Linked DNA regions of Homo sapiens: all the other regions are linked to region 3. A link is a contact called in ENCODE Hi-C or POLR2A ChIA-PET data. All regions are on one chromosome and are shown on one strand. The core of a region is the stretch at or near the end of the contact, and the rest is flanking DNA. Distances in the headings are between cores, read along the strand shown.

Region 1 (3,598 bases), core at 1,093-3,592, 2.8 Mb after region 3:
GAGGGCAGGGATCAGGCTGGGCCTCTCTGCAGATGGGACCAGCTAATGAAGAGAGTGGGATGAGGTGGGCAGCTCAGCCACCACACTGGGGTTGAGGATCTTGGCACCTCCCTCTGGGTCTGGCTCCCTTCCCCTCCCAGGAAGCTAAGCTACCAGTCCTGTTGGACTCGTCTGACCCGGGAGGGATGGGTGCAGTCCTGGGTCTCTCTCCAGTGTCCTTTCAGTGAGGCCAGCACCATGGACAACCCACAGGCTCTGCCACTCTTCCTACTCCTGGGTAAGTTCCCTGCTCAGTCCCTTCCCTGTCAGTCTCCCTCAGCAGCCTCCCCCAATGCCTTCCTCTCTTCTCTGCAGCCTCCTTGGTAGGGATCCTCACCCTCAGAGCCTCTTCTGGACTTCAGCAAACCAACTTCTCCTCTGCCTTCTCTTCAGACTCAAAGAGCTCTTCCCAGGGGCTGGGTGTGGAAGTTCCCTCCATCAAACCTCCCAGCTGGAAAGTTCCAGATCAGTTCCTGGATTCAAAAGCCTCTGCTGGAATCTCTGATTCCAGCTGGTTTCCTGAGGCCCTGAGTTCCAACATGTCTGGGTCCTTCTGGTCAAATGTTTCTGCTGAGGGCCAAGATTTGAGCCCGGTTTCCCCCTTCTCTGAAACCCCTGGTTCTGAAGTATTTCCTGATATTTCGGATCCTCAAGTTCCTGCCAAAGACCCCAAGCCTTCCTTCACTGTTAAGACCCCAGCTTCAAACATTTCTACTCAAGTCTCCCATACCAAACTGTCTGTTGAGGCCCCAGATTCAAAATTCTCCCCGGATGATATGGATCTTAAACTCTCTGCCCAGAGCCCTGAATCCAAATTTTCTGCAGAGACCCACTCAGCTGCAAGCTTTCCCCAGCAGGTGGGGGGCCCACTCGCTGTGCTGGTGGGGACCACCATCCGGCTCCCCCTAGTCCCAATCCCCAACCCTGGGCCCCCCACCTCTCTGGTGGTCTGGCGCCGGGGCTCAAAGGTGCTGGCAGCTGGGGGCCTGGGGCCAGGGGCACCTCTGATCAGCCTGGACCCTGCTCACCGAGACCACCTGCGATTTGACCAGGCCCGGGGGGTTCTGGAGCTCGCCTCTGCCCAGCTGGACGATGCAGGGGTCTACACGGCTGAGGTCATCCGGGCAGGGGTCTCCCAGCAGACTCACGAGTTCACGGTGGGTGTGTATGGTAAGTGGGCCCTGGCGTCCGGCGTGCAGGCGGCAGGGGCTGCTCTGCTCTGCCAGGCTTTGGGCAAGTCACGGTGCTGTGGGGTCCCTGGATAGGAGAAGAGGACTTCTGGGTTGAGGAAGGGAGAAAAAGAGCTAGAGGTCAAGGCAGGGGTGTCTGAGCAAAGGTGGACCTGGGATGGAGACTCCTGGGAGCCTGAACTCCCAGGTCTGAGGGAGGAGGAGGAGGCTAGGAGCCTCTTCTGGCGAACTCCTGGGTCCCGGAGAGGAGGTGTCTGGGGGCTCAAACTCATAGGTTTATGAGAGGAGAGGGATGGGGGCTGAGACTCCAGGGGCTTAGAGGGAGCAGCGGCTGGGGTTCCCTCTAAGGGGACCAAAGATGGGCTCCAGGACTGGGTGGGTCCTGAGCCCATTCTCCCTCTCCCAGAGCCCCTACCCCAGCTGTCGGTTCAGCCCAAGGCTCCAGAGACAGAGGAGGGGGCGGCCGAGCTCCGGCTGCGCTGCCTGGGGTGGGGGCCAGGTCGCGGGGAGCTGAGCTGGAGCCGGGACGGACGCGCCCTGGAGGCGGCGGAATCGGAGGGAGCCGAGACGCCCCGGATGCGCTCAGAGGGCGACCAGCTGCTCATCGTGCGCCCTGTGCGCAGCGACCACGCCCGGTACACTTGCCGCGTCCGCAGCCCCTTCGGCCACAGGGAGGCTGCCGCCGACGTCAGCGTCTTCTGTGAGTGGGGGATGCCTCGGGTCGGGGACAGGGGGTCCTTGGGGAGAAGCGGGCTGGGGACCCAGTCTCCGGGAGTCCTAGCGGCGTCCCAGGTGACCCTGACACTCGCGGTCCCGACCCCTCCTCCCTCCAGACGGCCCGGACCCGCCGACCATCACGGTCTCCTCGGACCGCGACGCCGCGCCTGCCCGCTTTGTCACCGCGGGCAGTAACGTGACCTTGCGCTGCGCCGCCGCCTCGCGGCCGCCCGCCGACATCACGTGGAGCCTGGCGGACCCGGCCGAGGCCGCGGTGCCCGCGGGGTCGCGCCTCCTGCTGCCCGCGGTCGGACCGGGCCACGCAGGCACCTACGCCTGCCTGGCGGCGAACCCGCGTACCGGCCGCCGCCGCCGCTCGCTGCTCAACCTTACAGTGGCGGGTGAGAGGCTGGAGCGGGAGTAGGGGAATGCCTGGGAGAGGGGCGGGGCCAGAACGAGGGCGGGGCTAGAGGAAAGGGGCGGGGCCAGCAAGGAGGAGCAGCATACCGGTGGGTGGGGCAGGGCCAGCGGGAGGGCGGGTCACCAAGAAGGAGCTGGGATACCCGTGGTGGGGCGGGCCAGCGCGGAGGGGCGGAGACACCTAGGATAAGAGGCGGGGCCAGAAAGAGGATAAGGGAAGGAGCCAAATAGAGTGGCAGGGATGACCAGGACTGACGGGCCGGCCCAGCACTGAGAGGGCGGACATTCCTGGGCATGGAACACTCGACAAAGTCGACAAGCGGAGTTAAATGGCAAAGAGTGGGAGTTAGAAAAGGAAAGAACTAATTTGCTTAAGTGGGATCAGCAAAGGGAGAAGTTACCTGGCAAGGGGGGCGGAGTCACCAGGGAAAGGGGCGAGGTCATTTAGAAAGCGGGCAGAATTGTCTTAGAAAGGGGAAGGGGTCCACAAGGAAGGGCGGAGATATCTGGGAAAAGGGGAGGCTTCTCGGAGTGCAATCCAGGAGGGGGCGAAGTAACCTGGCAGAAGTGGGTGGAGCTGGAAAGGAAGGGGCTGAGTTACGTTTGGGAAGAGAAATATCATTGTGTGAAGATGCAGTTTTCTTAAGAAAGTTGGGCAGTCAGCAGGGCTGCGGGCTACCCACTTAGCGAGGAAGTTAATGGGAAAAGGGAACGGGATCGCAGGAAAAGTGGGGAGTGTGAGCGCCTATGGGGTGGGGCTAGTGAAGAAGGGTGGAGTCACCGCGCGGGGAGGCGGGGCTGGAGAAGAAATGAGAAAGGGACTCCATCTTCATTCTCTCCCTTCTCTCCGCAGACCTGCCCCCCGGGGCCCCACAGTGCTCAGTTGAAGGGGGTCCCGGGGACCGCAGCCTCCGCTTCCGCTGCTCGTGGCCCGGCGGGGCCCCTGCTGCCTCCCTGCAGTTCCAGGGTCTCCCCGAAGGCATCCGCGCCGGGCCAGTGTCCTCTGTGCTGCTGGCGGCCGTCCCCGCCCACCCCCGGCTCAGCGGCGTCCCCATCACCTGCCTTGCTCGCCACCTGGTGGCCACGCGTACCTGCACAGTCACGCCGGGTGAGAGGGCGCGGGGCTTTTTTGCTGTTTCTCGAGGAGGAGGGAGACTTTTTCTTTGGTCCTTCGAAAATTCTGAAGGGGTATGGGGTACGTCCTTAGTCCAAGAAAGAGGCAGGACTTCACT
Region 2 (3,406 bases), core at 1-2,500, 2.8 Mb after region 3:
TGGCCTGGGTGCAGCCCCCACCAGGCCCAGCTAGCTCATCTTGCGGCTGGGCGGGGCCCAGGACTGCTGCTGCTGACCGCCTTGATAGGCTACACCGTGAAGAATGCGTGGAAGAACAACGTCTTCTTCTCTTGGTCCTATTTTTCTGGGTGGCTGGCCTTACCCTTCTCAATTCTCGCGGGTAAACTGGACAGCGGGAAGAGGGTGGAGGAGACTGCCCAGAAGACCCTCACCCCAGAGGCTCCCCAGCTGCCCTCCCAGGAAACCCCGGGGACCTCTCGGGGACTCCCCAACACACTAACGACTCCCGCAGACCCGGCAGAGACCCCCTTGGAGCCCCAAACCCCAGTCCCCGGGGCCCTCCCGGCCATCCGCCCCAGGGCCCACCTTCCTCTCCCTGCTCCGCACCCCCGTCCCCCCAGGCTTCTGCTTTCTGCTGGCAGACATGATCATGCAGAGCACCGACGCCATCAGTGGATTCCCCGTGTGTCTGTGACTGCAGCCTGCCTGGGGCAGAATAAAGGAACGGCTTTTTTTAGCGCTGCGGCTCCGCGTGCTTTTCTGCGGGTCGTGGGGACGCAGGCACGGGGTTGCATAGAGGCTCAGGGAAGACATAAGGACATGAACTCATAGGGAACGTGGAGACAGGGAGACACAGACATGGAGACACAAGTCTCCATGGATTGGGATGGGAACAGGGACATGTGGGAGGGGCGGGGCCAGGAGGGGACGTGGGCCTTTGGAGAGGGTGTGGAGAGGCTGTGGGGACGACATGGAGGTGAAGTAGAGACACGGACAGGGGAGGATACGGATATGGAAGGGACAGGGAACACGGGGATGGAGAGAGTGGAGAGACCGACGCGCGAGGATTCAGAGGCGTGGGAATACGAGTACCGCGACTTGGAGAGGCCGGGAAGAAGTGGGGGATCTGGAGAGGGAGAGCAGATCCGGGGATACCGGGAAGTGTTTATAGGACCGGGAGGATCTATAAACTCCGGGCGCGCTTCCCTCCAGTGCACGACCTTTCCCCTAGTTCTCTGCCCTGCCCTCTCCGCCAGGCCTTTCCTTCTCTCTCCAGGTCCCGCTCGCTCCCCGAGATCCGCTTCCCATTGGTTTGCATTGCTTGCCACACCTCCCTTCCTTCCGGCCTCTCGATTGGTCCTCTGTCGGGGAGGCGGGCTCTGCAGCGGTTGACTGGCTGACCGTGCTGCGCGCAGGCGCAGAGAGGGGCGCGGGGGGCGGGGGTGGTGGGGCTTCTGGACTGAGCCGCTGAGGGTGCGGGCTGACCCTGTAAGTGGCTGCGGCGGGAAGATGGCGGAGCTGCGCGTGCTCGTAGCTGTCAAGAGGGTCATCGACTACGCCGTGAAGGTGATCGGGCCCCCCTCTCCCACATCCCTGAGTCCCGCAGCCGTGTGCTTCCGGGGCCACGAGCGCACACTGGGTGGGGGTCTTCTCGTAACCCCCGACCTCTGCCGCTTTAACCCCCAAACGTCAAAGTCACCTGAGGGCAAAAATCCAAGAGTGAAGTTCTAACATCCGATCCCTCCGGGGTCACGGCCATGTTCTCTTTTCCCTCGTTCTGGATTCACTCTCTTGATAACTGTTCAGAGTGAGTTGCTTTCTCTATTTCTTACCCACTGGAAGAAGTCACGGTCCCTGTTTAATGCACGGAGAAACTGAGGCACAGAGAGGTCACCCAGCTAGAGAAGGGCAGAGCCGAGAGTTCTATCCAGGTTCCTCTGACTGCTTTCACCCACTAGGCTGCATTACTTACCATTGTACTCTTATATTACCCGAAATGTGCTATAGAGGGAGTCAGACAGGGTCCTGTGGGGCCCCAGAAGCTGCTTTCCACCCTCCATAGCCACAGGGTGAGCCAGGAGGCTCTAGCTAGGGAGAGAGAAGTGTGTTTGCTAGAGATGAAAGTTCAAGGAGCCAACCTGACTGAGCTGGGGGTAGCTCACATTCTCCATGAAAGAGGTGGGGGAGGGTGCTCTCAGCGCCTGGCTTGTTGTCCCCAGAGGGAAGCTGGTGTGGACAGAGGTGAATCAGACACGGTCTCTCAGGCCCGTTTCTCTCAATGCTTGGCCTGAACTGGACTGAAGATGGTGACTGTCTGTCCATGTCTGTCCTTCCCATCAGCCTGGGGACTTACCTCCGTGTCCCCAGCATTACCTAGCGCAGGGCCTGGCACCCTGGAGGCCTCAGGGTGGGCAAAACCAGGGTCACAAAGTTGACACTGATACTGCCCCTGCCTGCTTAGGGAGTGGGCTGGGGAAGAGGGTACAGGAGCCAGACTTGAGCATGAAAGTGTCAGTGATGATAGCAGCCAGCATTTAGCGGGTACTTACGTGGCAGGCATCGTTCCAAGTCCTTTGCAGAGATTAACCCATTCAGTCCTTTCAGTACCCTTTGTATTATTTATTATTTATTTTTATTTTTTGAGACGGAGTTTTGCTCTTTTTGCCCAGGCTGGAGTGCAATGGCGCAGTCTTGGCTCACTGCAACCTCAGCCTCCCGAGTTCAAGCAATTCTCCTACCTCAGCCTCCCAGGTAGCTGGGATTACAGGCATGTGCCACCACACCTGGCTAATTTTTTGTATTTTTAGTAGAGATGGGGTTTCACCATGTTGGTCAGGCTGGTCTCAAACTCCAGACCTCAGGTGATCCACCCGCCTGCCTCGGCCCCCCAAAGTGCTGGGATTACAGGTGTGAGCCACCGTGCCTGGCCGACCCTTTGTATTATTAATTCCATTGGATAGATGAGGAAACTGAGGCCTGTCAGATCTCCCAGCCAGTAAGTGGCAGAGTTACGATCGAAACCCCGGGCAAGTCTGGCTCTAGACTCTGCTCTCCCATCTCCCTCAATGCCCCCTGTCCTAATGATGCCTCTGGCAGCACATGACAGGGATGTCACCTGTAGCCCTTTTGAGACACATTCCTCTTGGGGTCCTGGGACCCAACACTTGGTTTCCTCCCTGCTCTGACTGTTCGTTACTGTCACATCTTTGGAGTCCTACAGCTCCCTGGGCCTCTTCTCTCCATCCCAGCCCTGGCCTTCCACGCCTGGCATGTCTGGGATTGGATCCGTCTCCCCCATGGTGCAGGCCCACGTTTGACTCAGCTCTGGTCCCAGCATCACTCAGCACAGAGCCTGGCACATGGATGTCTCTGGTGTGCTCAGGGAGAGAACAGAGGGGAAGCGTGAAGGCCGCGTTGAATCAGCTACTGTCCTTTCCAGAGGGTGCTGCCTTCCCCTCCCGCAGTGCCCCAGGGCTCCCTGCATTACATCCTGTCTCACTGGATGTGTCTGTTGATGTCCTTTTCAGAACAAATAAATGATTCAGACCCTGCCAGCTTCCTAAACACCAGATTAGACCTGGGTACTGTCCCACCCTCTTTCCCT
Region 3 (3,334 bases), core at 167-2,666:
GCGACACGCCCCCTTACAAAGGTCCATTTTGGCACCACCCTCTTGCAAAGTGGGCGTCCCCCTTCGGGTGTTCCCGTCAGCGGTCAGAAGCTCTGGAGGCTAAGGCACCGCCGAGGCCACACCCTCTTCCGGACGCTCGAGCCTTCGCTCCTCCTCTTTCCGAACGACTGTGATTCGGCTTTCGGACCTCCTCGCTCTCAGACTCCCACAGTACAAAACCCTGCCCCCTCCCGAGCACAGGAAGTTCGGCGTTCGGGCGTCCTCGGCTCCACCGAATCCGCAGCCCCGCCCCCTTCTCGAACGCCAGCAATTTGACGTTCGGGTGTTCTCGGCTCGGCCGAATCCGTAGCCCCGCCTCCTCCCGGACGCAATAGGTTCGGCGTTCGGGCGTCATCGGCTCCCGGCAGCCTCGCGGCCTGTGGCCCCGCCCCCTCCGAGCGCCAGCGCACCCCAGTTGGGGAGTTCCCGCCCTACGACCGAACCCCACAGCCGAAAGCCCCGCCCCCTGGACACCCGCCGTCCACTCTCCGCTCGGGCGGGCTCACCCCAATTGGGAGCGCTCAGTCCGCCTCCTTGCCTCCCTTCAGAATGTCCCACTGTCCACCGATAGAACCAGCGAGTCACCTCATAAACAGTAATTCGCAGTCGAGGTGGAGCCACCCACTGCGCACCGCGCCACGCGCTCCTTGCTCCACCCCCTCATGCCGACACCCTCGTCAACTTCGTCATCCCGCCCCATCAGCGCCGCGGGAAGTCAGGTCCCGCCCCTCGCAGGACCGAAGCCCCGCCCTCCTCCCGCGGGGGCCACCTTGGCTCCGCCCCACTGAGCGCACCTCCCTCTGCCGCTTCCTCTCCTCTACTTGGGAACTTGAGGATCGTCATCCTGGCCCGGTCCCGTAGGCGCACGCCGGCCCTCGGGGTTCCGCCCCTTTGAGGGCAAGTCGCTTTCGCCCCGCCCCCTTGTAAATACTCATGGGTGTCTGGCGAACCTGTTGACTCCGCCTATCATCCTAGCGTCACTTGTACCCAACTATCTACGAAGTAAACCGAAGCTTGTGGCCCCACCCACATCCGGCCGAGTCTGTGGCCCCGCCCACATCGGAACAGTGACCCTAAGGACTCGACTACCTCCGAAGAAAGCCGAAACATGTGGCTCCGCCCACAGTGGCCTCAGCTCTCCGTTCTCGACTATTGCCGAAGTGAGCCGAAGTTTGTGGCCCCGCTTCCGGAGAACTCAAGCTCCCGATTGTGCCCGAAGGAACCCGAAGGGAGACCCCGCCTCATTCCTCACGCCGAGCTCCAGACCCCGCCTCCTTTCCAGAGCCCGTCTGTTCCCCTTCGGGTCCAAAGCTTTTGGCTCCTCCTTGTTCCGAGCCCGAAGGCCCGCCCCTTCACGTACTCGGAGCTCGGATCCCAGTGTGGACCTGGACTCGAATCCCGTTGCCGACTCGCGCTCTCGGCTTCTGCTCCGGGGCTTCTTCCCTGCCCGCCCGGGGCCCTGACCGTGGCTTCTTCCCCGGCCTGATCTGCGCAGCCCGGCGGGCGCCCAGAAGGAGCAGGCGGCGCGGGGGCGCGCTGGGCGGGGGAGGCGTGGCCGGAGCTGCGGCGGCAAGCGGGCTGGGACTGCTCGGCCGCCTCCTGCCCGGCGAGCAGCTCAGGTGGGCCAGGGTGGCGGCGCCCAGTGGCGAGGCGAGGTTACACGGCGGCAGGGTCTCTGCGGGCTGGCGGGTGCGGGGCGGCCCCGGAGGCGCGTTGGAACTCGGGGCTGGCGCAACCGCCTGTGGCTCTGCCGGGGATGCGCTGGGGTGCGCGGGACGGGTTGGGGCTGGGCCTGGGCCTGGGCCTGGGGAGGGGAGGGTGTTCGATCCCCGGGTTCTCAGTAGGAGAGGGGTGTGGAGCTCCGAAGGAGGTGCAGGTTGGAGACCCGGGCTCCTCTGGGTGGTCTCGAAGGAGAAGGGCTGGGGGGTCCGGATATCTGGTTTCACAAGGGCCGGGGGATGGGGGATCCAAAGAGGGGGTCTGGGTTCCTGGATCCTCGCTGGAAGAGGGGGCTCGGAGGTCTAGATTCCTGGGCTGTCGAAGAGGAAGGGTCCGGGAGGGGTGCCGTTTCTGGGTTTTTAAAAGAGGGGCGTCTTCAAATCTGGGTCCCCAGTATGGGTGCGGGGAGTAGCTTTGATTTCTGCGTTCGCAAAGGAGGGGCTTGGGTGCTGGGAGATCCCCACACTTTCCTGGGTTCTCCAAGGACAGGAGAGCTGGAGGCCTGTGCGCTCAAAGGAGGGGCTGGGGGTGGATTCCTGTCTCCTCCAAGGAGGAAGGGGCTGGAGTCTGGGTTGCTAGGTTCTCAAAGGAGAGGAGCTGAGGCTCATACTCCATCATCCTCAAAAACTGGGGTCTAGAAGGCTGGGTTCCTGGATCCTCGAAGAGGGAGGAGGCAGGGGGCCTGGATTCCTGGGTTCTCACTGTGAATCTCTGCCCCTCCCCCAGACCATGTCGCCTGAAGAATGGACGTATCTAGTGGTTCTTCTTATCTCCATCCCCATCGGCTTCCTCTTTAAGAAAGCCGGTGAGTCAGGCTCCCTCCCCAGTGGAAAATAAAGGGGGGGGACCCTCTGGAAGGTTCCAGGCTTATGCTGTCCCTTCCCCCTGCAGGTCCTGGGCTGAAGAGATGGGGAGCAGCCGCTGTGGGCCTGGGGCTCACCCTGTTCACCTGTGGCCCCCACACTTTGCATTCTCTGGTCACCATCCTCGGGACCTGGGCCCTCATTCAGGCCCAGCCCTGGTGAGAATTTGGTGGAGGGAGGAGAGGGAGAGGAGGGGAGAGGGGGAAGCAACCTGTTTCCTCTTTGAGTCTTTTTCAGCTTCTGCCTCATGTCTAGCTGTCTCTTGTTGATCAGCTCATTTCTCTGTTTCATGTTTGTTTGTTTGTCTTTCTTTCTTTCTTTCTTTCTTTCTTTCTTTCTTTCTTTCTTTCTTTCTTTCTGAGATGGAGTTTCGCTCCTGTTGCCCAGGCTGCAGTTCAGTGGCACGATCTTGGCTCACTGCAACCTCCACCTCCCGGGTTCAAGCGATTCTCTTGCCTCAGCCTCCCAAGTAGCTGGGATTACAGGCATGCTCCACCATGCCTGGCTAATCTTGAATTTTTAATAGAGCTGGGGTTTCTCCATGTTGGTCAGGCTGATCTCGAACTCCTGACCTTGTGATCTGCCCACCTCAGCCTTCCAAAGTGCTGGGATTACAGGCGTGAGCCACCGCATCCGGCCTTCATCTGCTTTTCTTTCTCCCCTGCCTTCTGCGTCTGGTCCCTGTGTGTTTGTCCCAGTCCGCTACATCCATG

Evidence for each region. A loop is a pair of places that touch in the nucleus more often than their neighbours do. ChIA-PET counts read pairs that join two places held with the same protein, here RNA polymerase II (POLR2A). Pooled maps may share reads with other maps.
Region 1: a pooled map shows a loop between it and region 3 (13-fold over the local background). The contact joins the promoter of VSIG10L-AS1 here to the promoter of MBOAT7 in region 3. A Hi-C loop is called at or near these places in 1 of 37 single-sample maps with no recorded cell type and 7 of 50 pooled maps.
Region 2: a loop to region 3 is called in a map of gastrocnemius medialis, with 8 times the contacts of the local background. The contact joins the promoter of ETFB here to the promoter of MBOAT7 in region 3. A Hi-C loop is called at or near these places in 2 of 168 maps with a recorded cell type or tissue (ascending aorta and gastrocnemius medialis), 1 of 37 single-sample maps with no recorded cell type and 12 of 50 pooled maps. POLR2A ChIA-PET finds 5 or more read pairs at or near these places in 2 of 52 experiments (A549 and GM12878).

What each region holds. Positions count from the first base shown.
Region 1 is chr19:51,338,764-51,342,361 of GRCh38, reverse strand. VSIG10L-AS1 (VSIG10L antisense RNA 1) reads right to left here and starts at 2,342. Exons shown (of 5, transcript NR_186316.1): 1 at 1,645-2,342; 2 at 1,188-1,296; 3 at 377-512. VSIG10L (V-set and immunoglobulin domain containing 10 like) reads left to right here and starts at 223. Exons shown (of 10, transcript NM_001163922.3): 1 at 223-277; 2 at 355-1,209; 3 at 1,636-1,929; 4 at 2,063-2,347; 5 at 3,220-3,474. The coding sequence starts at 238. RefSeq lists silencers at 2,189-2,458, 3,109-3,448.
Region 2 is chr19:51,364,232-51,367,637 of GRCh38, reverse strand. ETFB (electron transfer flavoprotein subunit beta) reads left to right here and starts at 1,250. Exons shown (of 6, transcript NM_001985.3): 1 at 1,250-1,368. The coding sequence starts at 1,312. CLDND2 (claudin domain containing 2) reads left to right here. Exons shown (of 4, transcript NM_152353.3): 3 at 62-181; 4 at 423-540. The coding sequence ends at 496. RefSeq lists silencers at 1-134, 405-454 and an enhancer at 684-1,643.
Region 3 is chr19:54,187,662-54,190,995 of GRCh38, reverse strand. It overlaps MBOAT7 (membrane bound acylglycerophosphatidylinositol O-acyltransferase MBOAT7), which reads left to right and starts at 1,416. Exons shown (of 8, transcript NM_024298.5): 1 at 1,416-1,658; 2 at 2,485-2,563; 3 at 2,650-2,779. The coding sequence starts at 2,488. It also overlaps a transcript of TSEN34 not described here. RefSeq lists enhancers at 721-1,402, 1,403-2,088.